Regions from separate parts of the Homo sapiens genome. Here region 2 is linked to region 1. Evidence: read pairs that join two places in POLR2A ChIA-PET (ENCODE). Cell type or tissue: Panc1. All regions are shown on one strand. Links, peaks and the distances in the headings refer to the core of each region. The heading gives the core; the rest is flanking DNA. Region 1 has its middle 50 kb from the start of CAMK1D. Region 2 overlaps CAMK1D (calcium/calmodulin dependent protein kinase ID).

What was found. Peaks named below come from ENCODE experiments on the same cell type or tissue, not always from the same donor. Only the 100,000 strongest peaks of a DNase experiment are listed, where the experiment ranks them.
Region 2: POLR2A ChIA-PET joins it to region 1 with 13 read pairs; 3 of 35 experiments call an interaction of 5 or more read pairs at or near these places.

What each region holds. Positions count from the first base shown.
Region 1 is chr10:12,294,576-12,304,587 of GRCh38, forward strand. No RefSeq gene overlaps it. Among named protein-coding and RNA genes, the nearest start is that of CAMK1D, 50 kb to the right of the region's middle. In Panc1, for the core only: no CTCF peak of the experiment used is centred there; no DNase peak of the experiment used is centred there.
Region 2 is chr10:12,584,437-12,600,840 of GRCh38, forward strand. All of the region lies in intron 2 of CAMK1D (calcium/calmodulin dependent protein kinase ID), which reads left to right. Among named protein-coding and RNA genes, the nearest start is that of MIR4480, 14 kb to the left of the region's middle. RefSeq lists an enhancer at 3,875-3,944. In Panc1, for the core only: no CTCF peak of the experiment used is centred there; a DNase peak (open chromatin) is centred at 3,850.

The DNA of each region.
Region 1 (10,012 bases), core at 813-8,812:
CTCCTTGGCACTCCCTGGTTCCTGTTTTCTTACACATTGTTACATTTCTTCCCTGCTGTAGTAAAGCCTAGTTTTAGTCAGTCAGGGAGATGGATTTGAGACTGAGCTCCCACCTCCTTGGTTGCAGCACCCAGTGAAAGCCTTCTTCCTTGGCAGTAGTTGAAATCTCAGAGAATGGCTCTCTGTGCAGCAAGGAACAGGACCTGGATGGAAATCCGGGGTTTCTCAGTAACAGCATGCTGGTCAACCAGTTCTCTATGGGAAAAGTAAGCCCACATTTGTATCATTTGCTGATATTCATGGTGTAAATACATGTGGCCGATTCAGGCTACTAATAGTATAACAACTGGCTCATGGTATTCCTGTTTACCAGCCAGTCACGATGGCTCACACCTGTAATCCCAGCACTTTGGGAGGCCGCAGCAGGAGGATCACTTGAGGTCAGGAGTTTGAGACCAGCCTGGCCAAAATGGTGAAACCCCACTAAAAATACAAAAATTAGCCAGGTGTGGTGGTGGGCGCCTGTCATCCCAGCTACTTGGGAGGCTGAGGCAGGACAATCGCTTGAACCCAGGAGGCGGAGGTTGCTATGAGCCAAGATTGTGCCGCTGCACTCCAGCCTGGGCGACAGAGCGAGACTCCATTTCAAAAAAAAAAAAAGTATCCCTGTTTACCAATCAGCTCTTTCATTGAGAAAGTGTTAGTGGTTTCTTTTACAATAGAATCTTCTTTAAAGGTGGTATTCAGGGATCACACTCAACTCATCTGTTTATCATAACAGACGTGACTAGAGGCATTGCTTCTCACGTTACATATGTGTTAGGAGCCATATGAAATAATTCTGTGATCATGGTGGCCAGCGGCTAACATGTCTTTGAAATTTAAGCCTATTTTTTTTCTGAGACAGGGTCTTGCTCTGTAGCCCAGGCTGGAATGCAGTGGCGCGATCTAGCTCACAGCAGCCTCGAACTCCTGGGCTTAAGCAATCTTCCTGCCTCAGTCTCCTGAGTAGATTGGACTCCAGACACATGCCCCACGCCTGGTTAATTTTTAAATTTTTCCTTTTTGCAGGGACAGGGTCCCCTTTGTTGCCCCGGCTCTCTAGTATACTGTATGGTGCATGATATTGGGCTGTAATTAGATGCTCGTTGAGGCAGGCTCATAATTCGTCATCAAGAAAAATTTGAATCCTGCAACTTTGGGAATGGTGGCCTTTCTTTGAAAAAGAGAGTCTGGGCCCAATGCAGTGGCTCATGCCTGTAATCCCAACATTTTGGGAGGCCGAGGTGGGCAGATCAGCTGATGTCAGGAGTTCAAGACCAGCCTGGCCAAAGTGGTGAAACCCCGTCTCTACTAAAAATGCAAAAATTAGCTGGGCATAGTGGTGCAAGCCTGTAATCTCAGCTACTTGGGAGGCTGAGGCAGGAGAATCACCTGAACCCGGAAGGCAGAGGTTGCAGTGAGCCAAGACTGCACCACTGCACTCCAGCCTGTGTGGCAGAGTGAAACTCTGTCTCAAAAAAAAAAAAGAGAGTCTGTGTGAGAACCCTTAATTTTATAACTGTCAATTCTGGTAGCTAGTGTCAGATATCTAAAGCATAGGGAACTCTTTCTAACTGGCAGTGCAGACAATAAAAAAGAAAATGCCAGCCGGGCGCGGTGGCTCCCACCTGTAGTCCCAGCACTTTGGGAGGCCAAGGCAGATGGATCACTTGAGGTCAGGAGTTCGAGACCAGCCTGGCCACCATGGTAAAACACCATCTCCACTAAAAATCTAAAACTTAGACAGGTGTGGCGGCACGTGCCTGTAATCTCAACTACTCAGGAGGCTGAGGTAGGAGAACTGCTTGAACCTGGGAGGTGGAGGTTACAGTGAGCTGGTGTTGCAGTGAGCTGGTATTGCGCCACTGCACTCCAGCCTGGGTGACAAAGGAAGACACCATCTGAAAACAACAACAACCACAACAACCACAACAACAAAGTAAATGCATGTGGGGCCATCACACTTATTCTTCTCTACATCACGATGTCTTAAAGTTTAGTGGGTATCAGAATCACCAAGTTGGGACATGGATGAAGCTGGAAACCGTCATTCTCAGCAAACTATCACAAGAACAGAAAACCAAACACCGCGTGTTCTCAGTCTTAAGTGGGAGTTGAACAATGAGAACACATGGACGCAGAGAGGAGAACATCACACACCGGGGCCTGTTGCAGGGTCGGGGGTTAGAGGAGGGATAACGTTAGGAGGAATACTTAATGTAGGTGATGGGTTGATGGGTGCAGCAAACCACCATGGCTCATGTATACCTATGTAACAAACCTGCACGTTCTGTACATGCACCCCAGAACTTAAAGTATAATTTTTAAAAAAAGGAAAAAAATCACCAAGTTTCAAAAATAGAGATTTATGTCCCCTCCTCCCAATATTCTGATTCAAAACTTCTGGGTTGGCTCTAGAATCTATATTTTATGAGTAATTCAGGTGAATCTGATGCGGAGGCTCAGGGGCGCTTGGAGAGGCTGTGGTCTAGATCTTCTGAGTCCCACCCTTGTATAAAGATTGGTCATCAGACATGAATACATTTGGACCTGTAGAATCACCCTGGCTCGGGCACGGTGGCTTACGCCTGTAATACCAGCTCTTTGGGAGGCCAAGGCGGGTGGATCACCTGAGGTCGGGAGTTCAAGACCAGCCTGGCCAACATAGTGAAACCCCATCTCTACTAAAAATACAAAATTAGCCAGGTGTGGTGGTGTGTACCTGTAATCCCAGCTACTTGGGAGCCTGAAGCAGGAGAATTGCTTGAACCTGGGAGGCGGAGGTTGTGGTGAGCTGAGATCCCGCCATTGCACTCCAGCCTGGGCAACAAGAGTGAAACTCCATCTCAAAAAAATAAAAATAAAAAATAAAATAAAAATAATCACCCTGGCTCAGCCGCAAGTCCCCTCTTGGCTTTTATCAAAGGCCAAAACAAGAAAGAGCCAGATAAGGAAATGTAGTGTTTTTACTCATTTTGATTTAATAATAAATTCCTTTTAGAATTTAATTTTATTGTGAAAAAGCTATTATCTGAAAAGAGAGTCATCACATTTTTTTTCCGTTAGTCCCTGTGATGCTCAAAATGAGCTAAATTTAGTGTTCAATAAAAATCTTGTCCCACCCCTGGTTCTTGGTATAATTATGACTGCCTTTTTCTCCATAGTTTCTGATGCCTCAGCTTTTATTTTAAAGTGCCTTAAATCCTTTTTGGAAATGCACAATGTGTAACAAAGCAAAAAATAGATAAAACACAGAGAGCTGTGTTAGATATCATTACATTAACAAGGGACTATCTCTTGGTCCGTCCAAAGTTGTGGACTAGTAGGACTCTTTAGAGCACAGTTTGACTGTACCATTTCGTCTGCCCTTTAACATCAAATTCCCCTTTCTACTACCTTCATTAGCATAGGACTGACCAGACCATCAGTAAACCATAAACAATTGTTCTTGGCTCACTGCAACCTCTGCCTCCTGGGTTCAAGTGATTCTCCTGCCTCAGCCTCCTGAGTAGCTAGGATTACAGGCACCTGCCACCACGCTTGGCTAATTTTTGTATTTTTAGTAGAGACGGGGTTTCACCATGTTGGCCAGGCGGGTCTTGAACTCCTGACCTCAAGTGATCTGCCCAACTTGGCCTCCCAAAGTGCTGGGATTACAGGTGTGAGCCACTGTGCCCTGGCCTAGTTTTTTTTTTTTTTTTTGAGATGGAGTTTCACTCTTGTTGCCCAGGCTGGCTTGCAATGGCGCGATCTCGGCTCACCACAACCTCCGTCTCCTGGGTTCAAGCAATTCTCCTGCCTCAGCCTCCTGAGTAGCTGGGATTACAGGCATGTGCCACCATGCCCAGCTAATTTTGTATTTTCACTAGAAATGGGGTTTCTCCATGTTGGTCAGGCTGGTTCCAAACTCCCGACCTCAGGTGATCCGCCTGCCTCGGCGTCCCAAAGTGTTGGGATTACAGGCGTGAGCCCCTGTGCCTGGCCTAGGTTTTGTTTTTCAACCACACTTAAAAATTTTTTTTTGTTTTAAAGGCAGGATCTTGCTCTAAAGGAGTTGAGGCTGGAATACAGTGGCAAGATCCTAGCTCACTTCAGCCTTGAACTCCTGGGCTCAAGCGATCCTCCTGCTTCAGCCTCCTGAGCAGTTGGGACCACGGGTACCTGCCACCACAACCGGCTATTTTTATTTTTTGTTGAGAAAGGATGTTGCTATGTTGCTCAGGCTGGTCTCAAACTTCTGGGCTCAAGCGATCCTTTTACGTGGGCCTCCCAAAGTGCTGGGATTACAGGCATGAACCACCATGATCAATCTTTAATCACACTTTTAAGAAAGTCTCCGAAAGGTTAGGGAGGGAAGTCGGGGGGAAGGGAAGACGTATCTCGAAAGTGAAGGCTTAAAAGTAAGTAGGGGTGGGCCGGGTATGGTGGCTCACACCTGTAATCCCAGCACTTTGGGAGGCTGAGGTGGGTGGATCACCTAAGGTCAGGAGTTTGAGACCAGCCTGGCCAACATAGCAAAACCCCGTCTCTATTAAAAATACAAAAATAAATTAGCCGGGTGTGGTGGCAGGTGCCTGTAATCCCAGCTATTCAGGAGGCTGAGGCAGGAGAATCACTTGAACCCGGGAGGCGGAGGTTGCGGTGAGCTGACATCACGCCATTGCATTCCAGCCTGGGCGACAAGAGTGAAACTCCGTCTCAAAAAAAAAAAAAAAAAAAAGTAAGCAGGGGTGATATAGTCACTTAGGTGCAGTTTATCACTCATAGGGAGAGCACACCCCTCTCTCATTTGTAATGTCTCTCTTGGTCACTTTGTTCTTTCATCATTTTGACCCGTAGAACTGTCTAGAAGATTAGATGAAACTAAGATGACCAGATTGCCCTGGTTATTTTGGCCACTCCTTTTTTGGGAGACTGAGGGCTCCTGCATTTTCTGCTGCAGTCCTCCAGGCATCTCAAATAGCTTAGAGTCCCAATTCCTCCACTGCTCCAGGCCCAAGGTTAATGGATGAGGGGAGAACTAATTCATTGATTTAGATGTTGGGTCAGAGCCAGGCTTTTGTTTGTGCTCAACTGCACTCAGGACTCAGAAGTTCTGCCAAAAAACCTGTGGCAATGCCATCCAATGTGAGACTGGGACCAGTAACTGGAAACAAAATAAGCTTTTTTTTTTTTTGAGACAGAGTCTTGTTCTGCTGCCCAAGCTGGAGTGCAGTGACGCAGTCTCGGCTCACTGCAACCTCCACCTCTCAGATTCAAGTGATTCTTGTGCTTCAGCGTCCTGAGTAACCGGGACTACAGGCGCATGCCACCACGCCCGGCTAATTTTTGTATTTTTGGTAGAGATGGGTTTCACCATGTTGGCCAGACCAGTCTTGAACTCCTGACCTCAAGTGATCCACCTGCCTCGACCTCCCAAAGTTCTGGGAGTACAGGTGTGAGCTACTACACCCAGCCAAGAAGCTTTTCTAGAACGTTTCTCAGCTCCATCCATGAACATGACAGCGGGTCTTCCCCGTTATTCAAAACTGTAAACACTGAGTGTCTGATGAAAACTGGGCCTTATGTAATTGTATGAGTCCATTTTTACACTGCTGCTAAAGACATACCCAAGACTGGGTAATTTATAAAGAAAAAGAGGTTTGGCCAGGAGTGGTGGCTTACGCCTCTAATCCCAGAACTTTGGGAGGCCAAGGTGGGCGGATCACGAGGTCGGGAGATCGAGACATGTCCTCCTGGACAACATGGTGAAACTCTGTCTCTACTAAAAATACAAAAATTAGTTGGGCGTGGTGGCGCGTGCCTGTGATCCCAGCTACTCGGCAGGCTGAGGCAGGAGAATTGCTTGAACCGGGGAGTCAGAGGTTGCAGTGAGCCAAGATCGTGCCACTCCACTCCAGCCTGGCAACGGAGTGAGACTCCGTCTCAAAAAAAAAAAAAAAAAAAAAGTCTAATGGACTCACAATTCCATGTGGCTGGGGAGGCCTCACAATCATGGCTAAGGGCAAGAAGCACGCCTTACATGGTGGCAGGCAAGCAGAGAGTGAAAGGAAAGCAAAAGGTGTTTCCCCTTATAAAATCATCACATCTCATGAGACTTACTCACTACCATGAGAACAGTATGGGAGAAACCGCCACCATGATTCAACCATCTCCCACTGGGTCCCTCCCACAACATGTGGGAATTATGGGAGCTACAATTCAAGGTGAGGTTTGGGTGGGGACATGGCCAAACCATATCAGTAATAATAATCAATATTATAATGGCTATCATTTTGTGTCATGTTTGACATTTTACAAGCCCTTCTATCTAAATCATCTCATGTGGTCCTGACAAAAATCACTGGAGTTGGTCCTAGTATCCCCTTGTGAAGTTCAGAGTAGATGAGTGTTTGCCTAAGAACTCACAGTTAGTCGTTTGTCTAAAGTTACAGAAGCAGTGACAGAGCCAGGATTTGAACACCGTGCTTTCAGCTACCCTGGAGAGGAGGTGGTGTGGTGGTTATGAATCCTGTAAGATGTAAGAACAATTTTTCAGGCTAGGCGCTATGGCTCACGCCCATAATCTCAGCAGTTTGGGAGGTCAAGGCAGGAAGATCACTTGAGGCCAGGAGTTTGAGACTAGCCTGGGCAACATAGCAAGACCCCATCTCTACCAAAAATACAAAAATTAGCTGGGTGTGGTGGTACACGCCTGTAGTCCCACCTACTTGGGAGGCTGAGGCAGATGATCTCTTGAGCTCAGGAGTTTGAGGCTGCAGTCAAACTATAATTGTGCTGCTGCACTCCAGCCTGGGCAACTGAGGAGGACCCTGTCTCTAGGAAAAAAAAAAATTGCTTATGGAACAGATCTACATATATAACTACTTGAGTTTTGATTTCTTGTTTGACCTCGCGAGTCCATTATGCTGGACTTTTCTCAGGGTTAGGGCCATGTGAACTATAAACCTAACACGGATGTGAATGTGGTCAAGACAGTAAGAACTGTGAGTATTTGTAGAATTCTCCAAGCATCCAGCCATTGTCGCAGAATCAGGGCCCAGCACAGAGAGAGTGGTCTTCTTTGGTCCCAGCCTACAAAGTGCCAGCTATCTACTGAGAGGGCCTCCCAGGTTCCACAGTGGAAGGCCAGGGATGAGGACGATGGAGACAAGCTCTGGCCAGTGAAGTGGCTTAGCTAGGGCAAGAAGCAGCTGGCTTTCCAGGCCCTTCTGTGATGGAGCTGGCTCATGTGGGTAAGAACTTCCCAAAGGCAGTTTGAACTCTTAGTCTGCTGGGCAAGGAGCAGGTTACAGGGACAAGGGCACCAGTCCTGCTGATCACCAGACTTCCAATTTCTTCCTCTTCCAGGCTGTCACCCCTCATTCCTGCCCAGTAGGAAGGAGGAAGGCAGATTTCTTCTCCAAATGCTGCTTTTGTGAGACTGACCTCTGATTGGGTGACACGTGTCATGAGTACGTACCTGTTCTCCTTTTATTTTATTATTATTATTTGCGATGGAGTCTCCCTCTGTCGCCCAGGGGCGCGATCTTGGCTCATTGCAACTTCTGCCTCCCGGGTTCAAACAATTCCCCTACCTCAGCCTCTGGAGTAGCTGGGATTACAGGCCTACACCATACCCGGCTAATTTTTGTATCTTTAGTAGAGATGGGGTTTCACCATGTTGGCCAGGCTGGTCTTGATCTCCTGACCTAAAGTGATCTGCCCTCCTCAGCCTCCCAAAGTGCTGGGATTACAGGAGTGAGCCACCGTGCCCGGCCTTGTTTTCCCTTTTTTTTTTTTCTTTCTTTTTTTGAGGTGGAGTCTCGCTCTTTCGCCCAGGCTGGAGTGCAGTGGCGCTGGCGCCATCTCGGCTCACTGCAAGCTCCATCTCCCGGGTTTAAGCGATTCTCCCGCCTCAGCCTCCTGAGTAGCTGGGACTACAGGTGCCTGCCACCACGCCTGGCTAATTTTGTTTTTGTGTTTTTAGTAGAGAAGGGGTTTCACCACGTTAACTAGGATGTTCTTGATCTTCTGACCTCGTGATCTGCCCGCTGCGGCCTCCCAAAGTGCTGGGATTACAGGCGTGAGCCATCGCGCCCGGCCCCCATTTCTAGCAGTTGAGTCATGCGCCCTCAGCGCAACATACACGAGAGCCTTCCAATCTACCACCTTCCCTCTTACCCTCATCTCACGACGTGCCCCAGTGTGTGTTATTCCTGGGTACGGTGGGTGTCTGAGGTTCTCCCCAATACCATGCTCTCTCATCTGTTCTTTTTTCCTGGTGTTTCCCCTGCCTGGAATGTTGCAATTCCAACCCTGCAGCTATAGAGTTCCAACATATCTATGAAGCCCCTTTTAGAAGATCATCACGACCAGGCTCAGCTCATGCCTGTAATCTCAGCACCTAGAAAGGCTGAGGTGGGAGGATGGCTTAAGTCCAGGAGCTTAAGACGAGCCCGGGCAACATAGCGAGACCATATGGCTACCAAAAAATGAAAATAAAAAATTAGCTGGGCATGGCCGTGTGCACCTGTGGTCACAGCTATTCAGGAGGCTGAGGTGGGAGGATCGTTTGAGCCCAGGAGGTCGAGGCTGCAGTGAGCTATGATTGTGCCGCTGCACTCCAGCCTTGGTGACAGTGAAACCGTCTCAAAAGAAGTAAAAATAAAAAATAAAGACGGTAATCACTTGCTCCCATGCATTCCCAGTGAGCTCGGGATACACACATGTTATAGAACCTATCAAAATGTCACTTTATTTTGCCATCAGCCTCCCCATTCCTAATCAGGGGCTCTGTATCTTTCAGCTTCCTAGCACGCTTCTTGCATACAGTAGATGCCTCTTATTAGCTGTAAGGAATTGATAATATGCAGCTTACAGCTTCAAATGAAAGCCCCCACAGGAGGAAGTGTAAGAGAGGCAGACTAAGGAATGCACTATGACTTAATTCCAACGTCTCCAAGCAGGACATGTCTTTCACTGCCCATGAAGAATAGTAAATAGTCAGCCGGGCGCAGTGGCTCACGCCTGTAATCCCAGCACTTCGGGAGGTCGAGGCGGGCAGATCACCTGAGGTCAGGAGTTTGAGACCAGCCTGGCCAACGTGGCGAAACCCTGTCTTTACTTAAAGTACAAGAGATTAGCCAGGTGTGTGCCTGTAGTCCCAGCTACTCAATAGGCTGAGGGTGGAGAACTGCTTGAATCCAGGAGGTGGAGGCTGCAGTGAGCCCAGATAGTGCCACTGCACTCCAGCCTGGGCAACAGAGCGACACTCCGTCTCAAAAAAAAAAAAAAAAAGTGAATAGTTTCTTTTAGAGAAGTCCTCATAAATAAAACATGCTCTAGAACGTGCCTGTGCTGACGTACTGAAGGACTGAGAGGACTACAGCTTTAGGCACCAGGAAGAATGTGCACCAGGGTGGCCCACTATCCCCACCCCAATACCTCCTTCCAGACATTTCTGTGCTCCTGAGGGAACAGTGCATATTTCCTATTCGAAAGGCCCCAATCTGTAGCATCTTAAATTTGGTCTGCATCAGACTTCCTTTTTTTTTTTTTTTTTTTGAGACGGAGTCTCGCTCTGTCGCCCAGGCTGGAGTGCAGTGGCGGGATCTCGACTCACTGCAAGCTCCGCCTCCCGGGTTCACGCCATTCTCCTGCCTCAGCCTCCCAAGTAGCTGGGACTACAGGCGCCCGCCACCACGCCCAGCTAATTTTTTGTATTTTTAGTAGAGATGGGTTTTCACCGTGTTAGCCAGGACTGTCTCGATCTCCTGACCTCGTGATCCGCCGGCCTCGGCCTCCCAAAGTGCTGGGATTACAGGCCTGAGCCACCGCGTCCGGCTCTGCATCAGACCTCCTTTAATTGGCACTTGGATTTCAGACAGGGTTTGCATTGAGTGGAAACACCAGGAGGACACTAAGAGCTTTGGAAAGGTCGACATGGAACCAGCTCTTTGCAGTATGAAGGGCTTCTGTCTAAGAAGGC
Region 2 (16,404 bases), core at 1-8,000, 290 kb after region 1:
TGCTGTGCATATTTTTTCTCAGACTTTATAACAACACAAAGAGGTGGGTATCAAGGATCCAATTTACTGAAGAGGGATCTGAGACTCAGAAAGGCCCAGTAGGCTGGGCGTGGTGGCTCTCGCCTGTAATCCCAGCACTTTGGGAGGCCAAGGCAGGCAGATGGCTTGAGTCCTGGAGTTTGAGACCAGCCTGGGCAACATGGCAAAACCACAGCTCTACAAAAAATACAGAAATTAGCCGGGCGTGGTGGCGTGCATTTGTGGTCCCAACTATTAGGAAGGCTGAGGTGGGAGGGTAGCTTGAGCCCGGGAGGTCAAAGCTGCAGTGAGCAATGATCATGCTACTGCACTCCAGCCTGGGTGACAGAGCAAGACCTTGTCCAAAGAAAAAAGAAAAAGAAAGGCCCAGTAGCTTGCCAAAACTGAAATTAAAATCGAGGTTCCTTGAATTGAAGCCTTTTTTTGGAATATCACATTGCTTCCTAATACAAACATGCTTTACAATTCCTGCATTTAAAAAAGCTAACCAACAAAAATAAGCAAGTCACATATAGATTTAAAAGACTACCAGGAACATTTGGACTGCTGGGCAGCTAGGTTATGTCCTGATCATGTCAGTCATTAGGCTGGGAGCTAATGTTCAGATCAAACATGTTGCCTCCCCTACAAAGAGGTCTGTTGAGGATAAGCCCTCGCTGAGAAATTCTTCACAGCTCAGCCAGGCTTTCTTGGAATAATTGGAGATTGAAGCTGGTAGTTCCTGAAATTTAAGGTCATCAGAACCACCCAGAGGGCTTGTGAAAATGCAGATTGCTGGGCCCCGTCCCCAGATGCTGGGGCCTGAGACTCTGCATTTCTGGCACTCAGTGATGCCGGGCCTACTGGCCTGGAGGCCACACATTGAAAAATATGGATTTAAGCTGCCTCCGCCTGGGGTCTCCATTCTGACCCTGTAGTTGTTTCTCAAATGCAATGACCAAGTACAGTTCCTAGGAGGGCTCAGTCTGGACCACTGTATTTGTCCGTTTTCACGCTGCTGATAAAGATATACTCGAGACTGGATAATTTATAAAGAAAAAGAGGTTTAATAGACTCACAGTTCTACATGGCTAGAGAGACCTCACAATCATGGGAGAAGGTGAATGGCACATCTTACATGGTGGCAAACAAGAGAGAATGAGAGCCAAGTGAAAGGGGTTTCCTTTTATAAAACCATTAGATCTCATGAGTCTGATTCACTACCACGAGAACAGTATGGGGGAAACCACCCCATGATTCAATTATCTCCCACTGGGTCCCTCCCACAACACGTGGGAATTATGGGAGCTACAATGCAAGATGAGATTTGGGTGGGGACACAGCCAAACCACGTCAATCACTAAAGCCAGTCTTCAGTGACCTGCCATCTCGATCCTTCGGACACTCCATGGAGGCTTCTGGACGCAGCATCTGTGCTGCTCAGGGCCGTTCCTCTTCTCATTGGCTGATGTGCTCTGTGGCATCTGTCACAGGTTTTAATTGAAGGTCAGCAGTGGCAGGTAAGCCACCAGCATCATCAGCTTCTTTCAGCCTTTTGGAACAAGAGTGAAATTGGCCAAGGTCACTGCTATGACAAACGGTTGCTTGGATGGAGCCCTTCCGAGCATAGGTATTTATAGATCCAAACATTTATGGAAGCCCCACCATGAATTAATGCACAGTGGCGTTCTCCCACCAAACCTGGAGAAAGTCTTCCAAACATTTTTGGAAAACATTTTAAATATTTAAAAAATTGTTTCTATTCTGTTTCTTAGTAACAGCAGTCTAACACAAAACTATAGCATTTCTGTCATGGCTAAAGAAAGTCGATTCCAGTCCACTGAAGCTGAAGACATCTGGCCTCCTCAGCTGTAATCCCAGATACTTGGGCGGCTGAGGCAGGAGAATCACTTGAACCTGGGAGGCAGAGGTTGTAGTTAGCCAAGATCACACCATTGCACTCCAGCCTGGGCGACAGAGCAAGACTTCCTCTCAAAAGAAAAAAAAAAAAAAAAAAAAATTGAAGAAGGGAGATAGATGCATACACGAAAAGTTAGCTTTATCTGGTTAGGAAATCTACTCCTTTGTTAAAAACAATACCCATTCTCCAAAACTAGTACTGAGAGAAGATCCAGGATTAGCCTGACCCACAGCCCACCTGCAGCCTTGAGAGTAAGTTGCTGTGTCCCGAGCTGCAGAGAACCGCCACCCTCCTGCTGCCCCCTCACCAGACCTAGGCTGTTGCTCACCTCTTGTCTGTTGTTAAAATCATTTCATGAAAGAAAAAAAACAACAAAAAACTTAAAATCATAAAAAATACGGGATGGATGTAATCTCATAAAAAAGAGCAGTCTTTTAAGTAAATAAATGAAAGCAAACCTCCAAGTCCCTCATGTTCCCATACTTATTTTTTTGATTTCATCACTGACAGGTGAGAACTTGTCTGGCCTGGGAGCGGCTTTGGAGAAGTGCTTTTCTAGGTTGCTTCTCCTGCTGATAAGGACCATGACTCACAGGAAGGCTGCTCTGAAACCCCTTACAGGAGAATGGGGACCATGGTTGTGTTTTCTTGGTTACCTCTCACTCGGGGCATCTTCCCATTAGCGGTTTTGACTTAATTCACTCTGGGCTTGAGGCTCCTCCTTGGTAAGTTGGATAGTTGGAAATGATCTCTGAGTCCCATGCTCTGGTTTCATGGGTTCCTTTCCTTTTAAGGGAAAACAAACTTCTCTGCAATGTTAAGAGAGGTTGTGATGGTAAATAACCGAAAATTAATAAGCAATGACTGAGGAGTAGCCAGCCCACGATCGCTTTCCTAGAATATACTCTGACTCCCAAAATAAGCAGGCACAGACAACAGTGTGGAGCCCCTCTCATCATATCCCGCATGCAAAATTCAGGGAGACTTGGAGCTAAAAACGCATTGACTTCTTAGTTGTCTCCATTTGTTCTGGGTTAGGTGATGGATCCACAGTGACTTAGCAGCTTTGATGACAGCCGGGGCTTCTGGAGGCTTGGCGGCATGTTAAAACCACCTGGGTCTATTCCAGATGGATTAAATCAGGCTCTCTGGGACTGGGGTCCAGACATCATTAAAAAAAAAAAAAAAAGTCTCCCCAGGTGGCTTCATATGCAGCCCGAGTTGAGATTTATTGGACCAGACTAACAAACACAGCTGGAAGAAGAGGGCAGGGAGGACTCCTTAGGATGTGCAGATGGAGTGGCTCATGCAGGCTGCAGTGGAATTCCTTTCCTTCTTGTAATAAAACAACTCCTATTTACATATCATTTTAGAAAAATATTTTCCCCCTTGTCTTATCTGATGCTCAAGAGAGAATAGAGTTTGCCTTAGCATCTCCGTAGATTTGTTTTTTTTAGATGTATGACCTGTCATCAATAAACCCAGAGACATAAATTAGGGAATGGCTGTGCTATAGAAAGCACTTACTGATGTATTAAAGATTCTGCCTTCAAGCTCTTTTAAATAGTGCCTTTCTCGGTGATTTGGACTTAAAAATTTAAGGATATATGTACATGCAGCTTTGTGGGAGCACTTGAATATTAAGTAGTGCCTAGCTAAGTTGTGTTGAAATGAGTTGGTAGATCGTAGATAATATAAAGTAAGTGAATATTTCCAAGGGAGCGGAGAAACTTGGATGGCTCAGTAATTATGGAAATTGGCAGGGCATTTGGGGACCCCAGCTGCTCTTTGTCCCTTTGTCCCATAAATGGGTGACAGTCTGCAAGGCACGGAGCTCTGCCAGATGTTTGCAATAGTGGTTGGGTGGGGAGAATTTCAGAGCTGGTTTGGCCACAGGAAGATGACGAGCTTGTTAAGAATAATGATCGGACACCCTGCATATTCGCTGACTGCATGCTTAGCAAATTTGCAAACTAGCTTCATCCTTAAGGGCTTTTAGTCACAGAATGTAAATAAGAGGCACACCCATGAGAGTTTGCTGGAAAACAAAGAGAAACCGTGCTCTCAATAAGTGCTCGCTAATTGTTTTGGGATTTGTGACAAATAGGGAGCAAATATTGAGTCGGTACTTGGGTGATTTCTTTTCTTTCTTTTTTCTTTTTGCGAACTGACCTGGAGCCTTGGTCTCCAGGAACTTTCTGTTCCTGGCATGCAGATCTCCTGCCCCACCACCTGCACCTGCTCAACGCTCTCCCACATCCTGCAGAGGAAGGAGTAGAGGGCGGAAGACTCTGTTGTACCCGACATCCAAGAAAACCACAAGCCATGTTGCCATTCTCAACTTCTTTTCAAGAAGTGACAGCATCAAACTCAAGAGAGTTGTGTCAATTTAAAGTGCATATGTATATATATATACACACACACACACACACACATACACACATGCACATACATATATATGTGCTTGTATATATACATGTATATGTATATATGTGTGTGTGTGTGTGTGCGTGCGTGTGTGTGTGTGTGTATATATAACATGCCCCTATATATACATGTATACAATACACATATTTATATACAGGTGCATGTTACATACATACATACATATATATAAAGGGACACATTATATACACACATATTTGAGACAGGGTCTTGCCCTGTCTCCCAGGCTGGAGTGCAGTGGTGCTATCTCAGCTCACTGCAGCCTCCATCTCCCAGGCTTAAGCCATCCTCCTGTCTCCCAGGCTCAATTCATCCAAGTAACTGGGACCACAGGTGCACAGCACAATGCCCGGATAACATTTTGTAATTTTTTTGTAGAGATGGGGTTTCACCATGTTGCCCAGGCTGGGCTCAAACTCCTGAGTTCAAACAATCTTCCCACCTTGGCCTCCCAAAGTGCTGGGATTACAGGCGTGAGCCACTGCGCGCAGCCTGTATAATTTTTAAAATAGGGAACAGATTGTGCAAACATACAAAATGTGACCCAGAATGGTTTGGTGTCTAAAAGAGGCTGACCACCTCCATGTGGCTGGAGGTGGTTTCAAAACGAAGCCCGCAGGCCATGGCTGAGCTTCACTGACCGTGCTTGCTTTGCCTTTTGTGATTTGCATGCATTTCTCTTAAATGAGAGCAAATGGAAGCATTTTTGGATGATACCAGCAGAGCTGCAGAAATGAAAGAGCAGGCTCCCCAGCCCGGAATGAGCAAGTAACAAATCTTCCCTGGCCCTTTTCTTACCAGTGAAAATGTCTCGTCTTCAGAAACTGCCTGTCTTAAAAATCAGCTCCTCCAACACAGGGAGTAGCTTCAGATAGGGGTGGGCAGGGGGCAGCAGGAATTAGTAATTTTCAGCATTTACTACTTCCTAGGAACACAGACTTTAAAGAAAGTCAGCTTCCTTGGAACATTTGTCCTCCTTCATTGCAGTTATTTAGTAATTTCTGAGTCCGGGATTTTTCTGATCAGAACATCTTGTAAAATACAGAGTTGCTGATATTCTGACATAAACCCTCCTTTTAAATGCCCTTTGCAGTAGAGACCTGCTAGGGTAACTCTGATGTGCCAAACCTCAGAGCCAAGGGGAAAGAACAGGAGCAAATGACACTGAAAGCAAGCTCAAGTTCTTTGCCAATTATAATATGCTAAAAACACAACCGCAAGCTGATCCTTCTCTAGAGCCTGTAGGGAGGCCGTGCAGCCTGTACAGACTATTTGCCATTTTCTCTAGCACTTTCTGTCTCATTTTAGGTCACTGAATACTTTATTTCTTGCTGCGGAGTTAATGATATGCATATCTTTACTTCTCAACTAGAGTTCTTTGGTGCTGGGTCTCAGTCTTTTATTTTTTATTTTTAGAGATAGCATCTCACTCTGTCTCCCAGGCTGGAGTGCAGTGGCACCATCATCGCCCACTGCAGCCTCGACCTCCTGGGCTCAAGCGATCCTCCTACCTCAGCCTTCCGAGTAGCTCGGACTGTGGGTGCACATCACCATGCCTGGCTAATTTTTAAGTGTTTGCAGAGATGGATCTACAAAAATCTAGCTATGTTGCCCAGGCTGATCGTGAACTCCTGGCCTCAAGTGATCCTCCTGCCTCGGCCTCACAAAACATTGGCATTACAGGTGTGAGCCACTTTGCCTGGCCCTGGGTCTCAGTCTTTTTGCTTTTTCCCTTAGCACCTAGGAGAGTACTTTATTCATAGTTACTGTTCCATAATTATTGTTGAATGAATGCACTTGAACAAAACACAATGTGATTTGTTTTGTTTTCCAGATCAGCTCATAATGAATTATATGTATCTAACTGGGCAGACGTAAAGCTGCCGCCTGTAGAATAAAAGAGCCATCCATGATTAGAATCACAGAAGCAGAAAATTTTAGAACTATAAAGGACTTGAGATTTTAATTCAGTCTGTTTATTTTGGAGATGAACAATGAGAGTTCGTGGAGATCAAGTGACTTGCCCAAGGTGGAATTGCTGGTGACACATGAACCAGCCACCCACTTACTTAGACAATGACTGGTCACATGAGAGCTGACATTGCTGACAATTGTTTTAGCTACCTATTGTGGTACATTTAAATTGCATCAATCTTTATGCCTCCGATTTTCCTTGGAGAAGATAGCTAACCGATTTTTAATTTTATCTTCTCTGAATTTGTGGCTCATTCATTTCTTTGTTTTTCCTCTGTCTGCTTTCTAAAATTTCTTTATGCCGCTTTCAAGAAAGCTGACTGGAACAGTCTGTTCTCCCCGTGTTAGACACAGAGGGGTCAGGGACAGAGATTGATTATTCTAGTGGGCAATGGCCAGATCTTATATAAAAGTGGAGTTCTGACTTCCAGTCTGCAGCAGCCAGTCCAGGAAACCAACCAATAACCCCTGTAGCAATTGGCCCGGCATGCCCAGGACTTGATCAATTACTGGCAGCTGCCCTAATTTTTGTCGTGACTTCCAACTTCGGACCAAACAGAGAAGGCCAAATATGCTCCCGTAACCGATCACCCGGATGGGCTGCTTTTGTTATCCCCCTACGGCACCTGCCAACAGCTGCCACCCAGAGCTTTCCCTTCTTCCACTAAAAAGTGTCACACTTCTCTGCCTGCCTTTGAGTTTCTACCAAACACAGGTGACAGTGGCTGACTTCTTATTATAGCAAGCTCTGAATAAATAGCTTCGGCTTTTCTCATTTTGGTGGGCTTCATGTATTTCCACGTAGGGAAAGACCCAGGAAGAAGCCCGGCCCTGCTCACTTGACTGTTCTCTCTGTTTCTGTTCACGTAGGCAGCTCTAAATCTACATAATAGGGTTGGTTGGTTGGTTTGTTTTTTGAGACGGAGTCTCGCCCTGTCCCCCAGGCTGGAGTGCAATGGCGCGATCTCGGCTCACTGCAACCTCCGCCTCCTGGGTTCTAGTGATTCTCCTGCCTCAGCCTCCCAAGTAGCTGGGAATACAGGCACATGCCACCACGCCCAGCTAATTTTTTGTATTTTTAGTAGAGACAGGGTTTCACTATGTTGGCCAGGATGGTCTTGAACTCCTGACCTTGTGATCCACCCCCTCGGCCTCCCAAAGTGCTAGGATTACAGGCGTGAGCCACCACGCTCAGCTGTTTTTGTTTTCTGTTTTTTTCCTTAAAAAAGCCAATTTGTCTTTTCTTATTTCAAAAGGAAATATGAAAACGCCCCCGTTGATTGCTTGGCTGAAATTGACATGCACTCTGTTGGTGGCATTCTCCAGACCTGGTCACTTAAGACAGGAGAGAAGGTTGGGCCGGCTTGAAGTCCACACTTTAGTGTTTTCTAAATGCTTGTACAACTTTCATTTCATCATCTCCCTGCGATCTCCCAAGGAGGAAGATGTCAGGCACCCTCTATCTTTCTCCTTTCCGGAATCCATTCTTCTTTCTTATTTTGAAGATGAGGATTCTTCTTGTTTTCCAGTATTTCTCAATATAGATAGAAAGTCTGAAATCACAACTAAGGTTCATTATTTGCCAGCCAAGAGTATTTTTCTTTTAAACATCAATAATGAACTTTAATTAAAGTGATGACATTGTCTTGTTTTAGAGACTGTTTTATGTGTCAGTAAGAAATGACATGGCCAGCGTGGTATTTAGAGGGGTAGGCGACAGGGATTTAGGCATCCCCAAGTGTCTGTCAGCCCACCCAACCCCCCATTCTCTGATGTGTCCAACTGACGTTTTCTCAGTTTTATGTGAAGGCTCTGCAGATGCAGTTTCATGCCCCTTATTTCCAAACATACTGAAATCACAAGTCTCTTTGGTATAAAAGAATTAATGTATCTGAAGTGCTCCAAACACAGCCTGGTCCGTAGTAATTGTTCAATGCCAGCCTACTGCTACTATTTCTCCCGTGGCTACTAATAGTAATACTACTCATTATTAGGCAGAAATCCTGTAACAGCTACTTTCTCTTAGTCATGTTTGCCTTAGTCCTTAGAATGCTTTAATATGCCAGTCTCCTTTCTAAGAGTCCTCTGCTTAAAATCTCTCTTGTTCTCTCCTTTCTGCCTGGCTCCCTCCTCTTCATCTTTCACATACCTCTTAAATGTCACTTTCTCAGGGAAGTCTTCCTAAACTCTAGTCCAAATTAGGGTTCCTATTTTCCTCTTTCAGACCAGGGGTCAGTGAATGTTTTCTATAAGGGGTCCAGTAGTAAATGTTTTAGACTTTGCAGGCCATATAGGCAACTACTCAAGTCTGATGTAGTCTAAAAGCAGCCATAGATGATATGTAAATGAATGTGTGGGCTGAGTTCCAGTAAAACTTTATTTACAAAAACAGGTGGTGGGCCAGTTGTAGTTTAACGAACCCGTTTTAGGGCACTCTTTACTTTTTCTGCACAGTATGATTACATGATGATCAATCTCCCTCTGGACTGAAGCTTCTTAAAGGTAAGACCCAAGGCTGTCTGCGCTGACTCATGCCTGTAATCCCAGCACTTCGGGAGGCCAAGGCGGGTGGATCACTTGAGGTCAGGAGTTCAACACCAGCCTGGTCAACATGGTGAAACCCTGTCTTTACCGAAAATACAAAAATTAGCCAGGCATGGTGGTGGGCACCTGTAATCCCAGCTACTCTGGAGGCTGAGGCAGGAGAATCACTTGAACCCGGGAGGCGGAGGTTGCGATGAGCCAAGATTGTGCCATTGCACTCCAGCCTGGGCAACAAGAGCGAAACTCCGTCTCAAAAAACAAACAAACAAACAAAAATCAGAATTCACCACTATAAACTTCATCCCTTTAACCAAAAACCACTTGTACCCCAAAAGCTATTGGAATTTTTTTTTAATTAATAAATTGTGAATAAACAAAATACCATCCCCCGTGGCCTGTGGCCTTTATCCTTCCTCCCCTCTCTCCTAAATCTAGCTCCTTCTGGACTTACCTGTCCTCCCAAGCTTGGGCCACTCAACTTGTAATGTCTGCCCTTGGTCAGGCAGTTTTTGTGCTGGATTGGAAGTTGCGTTGCCTTCTTCTCTCATTAAAACATGGCCAGGCGCGGTGGCTCACGCCTGTAATCTCAGCACTTTGGGAGGCCGAGGTGGGTGGATCACTTGAGGTCAGGAGTTCGAGACCAGCCTGACCAACGTGGTGAAACCCCATCTCTACTAAATACAAAAAATTAGCCTGGCGTGGTGGCACATGCCTGTAATCCCAGCTACTTGGGAGGCTGAGGCAGGAGAATCACTTGAGCCTTGGAGGCTGAGGTTGCAGTGAGCCGAGATCGTGCCATTGCACTCTAATAACACAATCATGGGAGTGAAGTTCTGTCATTATAAGAGGTGAGCTCAGCTTAAGAGCATGATAACATCCACATTACAGGGAGGAACAGTGGACATGTCAAATTCTCATTGCTGTGATTTGGGGCAAGAAAAAATAACAGGCACCACCTAGCAACCCTACCCCAAGCATCTCAAGATGTGGTAATTTCTTTTATACAAAACAAGTTTGTTTTGTTCAACCACGTTTAAGCCTATAGGTGTGATCCTTGTTTTTATAGGCAGCTAATTTCAAAGTGACATTTTGGGATGGGTTAATTTCACTTGTATTTTTCTTGCTTTTTGAATGCCTTACAGTTGAGGCTGTCAGCACTCGGCCTCCACCACAGCCAAGAGTCAGACAGAATGTGGAACCACCCACCAAGTGGGCCAATGACAATGGGCTCTACGTTTCTGTCCCTTCTCATTTCCTGCTGTAAACTTTCAGGGAGTCAGTGAACTCAAGCGTTTCTGTCAGATATAGAAACATTTCCCATGGTTGGAAAGTTAAAGGCTAGTTTAGGTTACAGGCAGTTTGTCTGCTGGAAAATACATAGTTTTCAGACACTTCCTTTTCTGGTAATAAACAAAAACAAAATCAGGAAACTGTTTCCAGGAGGTTGAACGTGTGGTTCTCATCTGCTCGGCCTCATGCGGTGTTCAAGTCCCAGGAAGTGGTTGACGTAGGTGGGGCAGCCATATTGCAGCCAGGCCCAGGCTGCAGGAAGGAATTGACTATATAGGTCAGGATCCACTTGCGGAAAGCAGAAATGATTCCAGCTGGTTTAAGCACAGGGTGATGAGAATTTCAAGTGCTGACACTGACAATGAAAGGCGGGGAAGGAGACTCACTCCATGCTGAGGTTCCAGGCATGATCTTCAAGGTGATCTGGGGGAGACCAGGTGTGGTGCCTCATGCCTGTAATCCCAACACTATGGGAGGCTGAAGAGGGCAGATCATCTGAGGTCAGGAGTTCAATACCATCCTGGCCAACATGGTGAAACTCCGTCTCTACTAAAAATACAAAAATTAGCCAGGCATGGTGGCATGTGCCTTCAATCCCAGCTACTCTGGAGGCTGAGGCAGGAGAATCGCTTGCACCTGGGAGGTGGAGGTTGCAATGAGCCGAGATCACACCATTGCACTCTGGCCTGGGCAACAAGAGTGAAACTCCATCTGAAAAAAAAAAAAAAAAAAAAAAGGATGGTTTTAGGAGAGATTCTTCTTTTGCTAAAGCTAGGAACTTGAGGAATTATCAGAATGTGGGCAGTCACTAAAATGCTGCTGGCTTGTGGAATACACCTTCCCCCGATTCTAGGCTCATGAACTTGGGCCTGGTCCCTGGGACCTTTGCATCTGAGGTGGGGTGATTGATCCAGGCCCATCTTGAATGTCTTGATTGTATCTTTGCATTTGCGTTTTGTAAGTCAAGTCCAACGTGCGTGCTCTGGGCCATGCGTCTTCTGTCCATAGCCCGTTCTGTCCCCTACCCCTTGACCATGTTTCCAGGGTGAGTGTTCAGCTGCCCACTTTCTGGTCCCACCCAGAGACCACTGCCACCTGAGGAAGCGTGACATTAGATAGCAAATTTTAAAAATACCATGACAGGTCAATAAAGAGACCACAGAAGAAAGGGGAAAGTATTTCCTCCTGATTTTTGAACAAGGTGCCTGGCATTTTTGTATTGCACTGGGCTGTGAAAGCTGTGTAGCCAACTCTGAATGCATCTCATCGCTTCCTACTATGAGTAGCAGCTTCTGCCTTCCCTCCTTTCCAGGGCTAAGTCTCTGCTTGGGGGAGAGTCAGGCCACACATGGAACCCAGCTGCAGGGGAGTCTGGGAAAGGAGTTGTTAGGGTTTTGTCTTCTGGCAAGCAGTAAGACACCCTAAAAGGGGTGGAGATGAGAGAGCTCTTCAGTCCTAAAAAGGGACATAGCCCAGGAAGACCCAAGAAGGGAAAGCAGGAAGTGAGGAGAGTGTGGGCATTTGGAGGAGGGGTTGAGTTTATCCCCCTTTAAAAGAGAAACTGTCGACAAAATAAATGTAGTAGAATTTCTTTGAGCATTAAAGGATTCATGAGTTGGGCAGCCCTCACAAACAGAAGAGGTTCAGAGATCTAGGCTTTGGCAGCATGAGCAGTGGGCTTCTATAGGCTGAACTTGGAAGCAAAGTAAAGCATTTATTTGATTGGCTCCAGCTAGCGGTTTGCCTTATTTGGGTGTGATCTGGTGGGAGGTCCCCAGTTAGAGGTTAGTTGGCAGTTTCTGATTGGTTAGGCTTACATTTCACTTTACAGTTTACATTGGGCTTCATTTGGCTTACCTAGGAACCCAAGGTGCTGGAGCCATCTCAGCCTAGTGGCCTCCCAGTTAAATATTTTTAACACTCCAAATCTCTTAGTTTGAGCTACTCCTAGGTACCGATTTCTAGGTAGAGTCCATCTGAAACCTGTAGATGAGAGGTATTGAAACTTAGGGAGCAGTAGAGGAGCTTGTCTGAAATCATGGTTTCTGGGTCCCTACCCTCAAAGATTTGGATGCCGAAATCCCATGGTGGGGTCTAGAATTTAAACTGGTAGGTTCCTCTGGAGACACTGTGTTCACTCTGCTTCTGATCACTAGTGTCTACTCCTCCTGGCCTCCAGTCCCCCTTTCCCACCCACATTTTTTTTTTAGACCTGGTAATTTTTTTTCTCTTTTCTGCATTTTTCTTGTGGTTTTTTTAGGTGTCTTTATTAACATTCCCACTGGTTTAGAGATTGAAAGCAAAGTTCCTGTCTTTGCTTTGAACACTCTAGTGAAACAGGATACTCAAGGTAAATGCTAAGATGAGGCTATTATCTCTGGAGCTCAGGGTCTAATTCATCCAACGTTTATTGAGCCCCTTCAAAGCACCCATCAGTGGGGATGGAAAATAAAAAATACACAGCTCCTGCCGTGCAGGAGCTTGTAACCTTGTGGGGAAGCTTAGCACTTCTTGCCTCCCTAGGTTTAAGCAGTTGGAGGTGCAGTATCTATTTGGAAAGAAGAAAAATGCTTTTGAAAACTGCACGTGGTCTGTATGGTGGCTGCTCCTTGTCCTGAATGCAAGGTTGCCCTCCATGATTGGGGAAGCATCCATCACCCCCTTGGGAACTGAACTCAGCTATAATGTTTGTGCTTAGGAAACTTGACATTGAACTTCCAGTAACTGAGGCCAGGACCTTCTTGAAGCACTGCCTTGTGGTTCAGTTCTGCCTGCCCACGGTCATTGGCCTTCTGGGCTGACCGTTTCCTCGCTGACTCCCACAGACACGCTGACCATCTGGAGGCTAAAGGATCTTTCTTCCTAGCAGGTCCCTCATGGTAGGGGCTCTGGGGCCCCTACCAGGCAAAGGAATGGTTGGGATTAGACCCTATGCAGAGGCACGTGACTTTTCATAGAGGGGCACTTCCATGGCCCAGTTGTTCCCTCATTGAGGGCGTTGTGGGGAGCCGGTTCCTTCCTGTGGATTGTAGCCTTCCTGACTTTAAATCCTTGCTTTATTCAGATCCTTGGCCAGTTCTTCTGTACTGGTCTCCTGGGCCACCCATAGGGCTGTCTTCACTTCCTACCATCAGCTGTTCCCTCTATCCAAAGATGAAGGAGCCCTGTATTTGCTGATGTGAGCTGCTTCCTTTATTTATGCTCTCACTGGATCTCTGGGAGATGTACTCTACCATCAGAACACTCAGAGACAGTTACCTGGACATAAAGTGTTGGTGTTGGCATCGTTATCAAACAATAACAGAAAACACGTCAGCACCAACTGCATCTGTCCCTGTGCTTGATAAGGAAAAAACAACATGCACAGTCCTGTCTTTGAAGAGCTGACATTAAGATGGACGATGCCGTGAAACACACGCATTTGTAAGTTGCAGACATCCTCCTATGCAAGCACTCTAGTCACATTTGTTTGGTAAAAGATAATCACTTTTAGCTTCAGAAAGAACTCATTCATGCCTTGATTTTCAGTGTTGCCACGGGAAAGCAATAGCAGAACCTGGGTCCCTGCTGTGAAAATGAAAATACTTAAGGATGTTCAATTGCTTTTCTGTTATTCATGTGCATCCGTGGTAGGACATCATGGCAGAGCAGCTGCTCAGAGCGTGCGATTAGGTGTGGGTTCCCACTTCAGCCTGGGATTGTTTCATTTCCTGCAGCTGTTCTCCAGCATGGTAAAATTCGAACGATGTCGATAATTTTCCCATAAGGGGCTCTCAAGATACATCAGGTTGTGCTCTCTAGAGTAGTTTAAACTACTATTTCTTGAGTACTTACTATGTACTGGGCAGCATTTTCCATATCTCAGGAAGCAGTCTCATTTTCAAAGGAAAATGAAATCTGTTTCGGGTCACACCACTTCCTGCAGATTCAGGACACCCCACTGAGAGATTTAAAAACCGTGGATGCTCTTTTCAGTCTGACAAGATGCTTGTCATAGAGCATCACTGTCTGGGCTACAGGGATGCAGAAAGGACCGAAGGTCTGAAGGGAGGAAAAGGGCTCTGTACTGGTGGGTTTCTGGAAAAGCCTTTACTTTGAGGTGGTCCATTGAGCTTGTGTAGCCTGGAGGGGTAGAAGCAAAATTAAACGAATACGGGTCAACCTTTTAACGCGTATCTTGCAAATAACATGCTACTGGCTCTATGTGCAATGCCTGGATATAACAAATCTATTTTTACGAGGCCTACAAAGACCAAAATATCTCGATGTGTGTGATGTGATGTAATCTCTGCATTTGGGGTGGGAGGTGAGTAGGGAAACAACTACTTTGGAATTAGCACGAATGTACACAATTTCTGAGTAATGATGCACGAGAATGCTCAGGTATTCATAGAATTCAGAGAGGGGGTGTGACCTGCCCATGATTTAGGAAAGGCCTTAGGTGTTTCTGGGAATTGTATGTTCATATGTTCCTACAGCCAATAACTCGCATATAATGATCATCATTATTTGTTGAACAGTTAGGCTAACTGAGTATCTTTTTGGGGGTTACTTGGAGCAGTCGCTGTGTTTTCTTGAGTTGTAAAAAATTATGGTGAAGGTTTTGGCTTAAAGAATTGGAGGTGGAAGTGATTCCCTGCTGCATCTTATTTTGAGAGTGGAAGGGAGAAATTCTGTCCATTCAGTGAGGCGGGATGCAGCTGCGTTGTAGGTTCTGGTGGAATAAGGTGTCTCCTGGAGCTGGAGGGGTGGTGTGGGGTGGACCAAGGAAGCATGTGGCTCACTGGATCCTAGGAGGTGTTGTGACCTCATCGTGCCCACCTGGCATCAGAGAGTAGGCAGTGCACTGCCTCAAAGGAGAAACCCTCTGGGATGAGACAGACATAAAGTAAGAAGAAAAGAGCCAGTCTTTGGCTCAGCAATGCATTTGTGTTGGTTTCTTTTTGTCCCCTTTTAGACAAACCTATTCGTGGTAGAAAGAGAGCAACGTGAACACGATCAGGAGAGGGAGAGGAGCAGTCCTACCACTTTGGCCTTTGTGTCCTCCATGAAGAGATGCTGGTGTTTTCTGAGCATTTGTGAGCTCTTGGCATTTGGGTCATAGTGCATCGGTATTCACAACTTTTCCACACGGGCCCCAGAGGAGGGCTTGCAGCCTCCCCATTGCCAGCTTCTGGGGATGAGAAGAATTGCAGAATTGTATAAATCCCTTATCATCAGCTAGAGGATTGTTAAATGCACACATTAAGGCAAACAAACAAACAAATAAAAAACCAACCAACCTTTTGTCAACAATTGGCTTTATTTTTTAAGAAAATACAGTAGAACGAGCAAGATGTGGTGGCGTGTTCCTGTAGTCCTGGCTGCTTAGGAGGCTGGGGCAGGAGGATCACTTGAGCTCAGGAGTTGGAGGCTGCAGTGAGCTATGATTGTGCCACTGCACTCCAGCCTTGGCAGCAGAGTGGGACCTTGTCTCAAATTACGAAGAGAGAGGGAAGGAGGGTGGGAAGAAGGAAATAGCAGAACAATAGAAGTTTGTAAAAATACCCAAGTTAGAAGAAAGAAAAAAACAGGAGAGATACTCAAGGATATTTGACTCCAGTTCCCCGCTTCTTACATGGGAAGCTGGGTGGGCCCCCCTGTTTCTAGTTCAGCATTCCCTTTGAGACCTCCTCAACTCAAGGGGGACTTCAGAAACAATGGAATGAAACAATGGGCCCTACGTTTTCACTCAGAGCTCAAGCTTTATGTTGCCAGGCAAACCTAGAAAGAGTCCCTACTCGGTAACCTACTCACGCTTGGTTTGTTTTAACAGAATATAGAGGGGTCAGTGAACGTGTGTTTTGATTCCAAGGAAATTCCAAGCACCTTAAGAGTTTAGTAAATGTTGATCTGGCGACATTTCACTTTTCCTTTTTAGCAACCAAGAAGTCCGATAATGAAAGAATTTTCTCTTTAATTGACTTAACCCTGCAAGATGTTTGCTCAGAGATTTTGTTTGTTTGTTTTGTATCAATTTAAGGAGTACAAGTACAGTTTTGTTACATGGATCTATTGCGTAGTGGTGAATTCTGAGCTTTTGGTGTAACCATCACCCAAATCATGTACATTGTACCCATTAAGTAATTTCTCCTCCCTCATGCCCTCCCATTCTTCTACCCTTCTAAGCCTCTAACGTGTGTTACTCCATTCTGTATGTTCACATGTACACA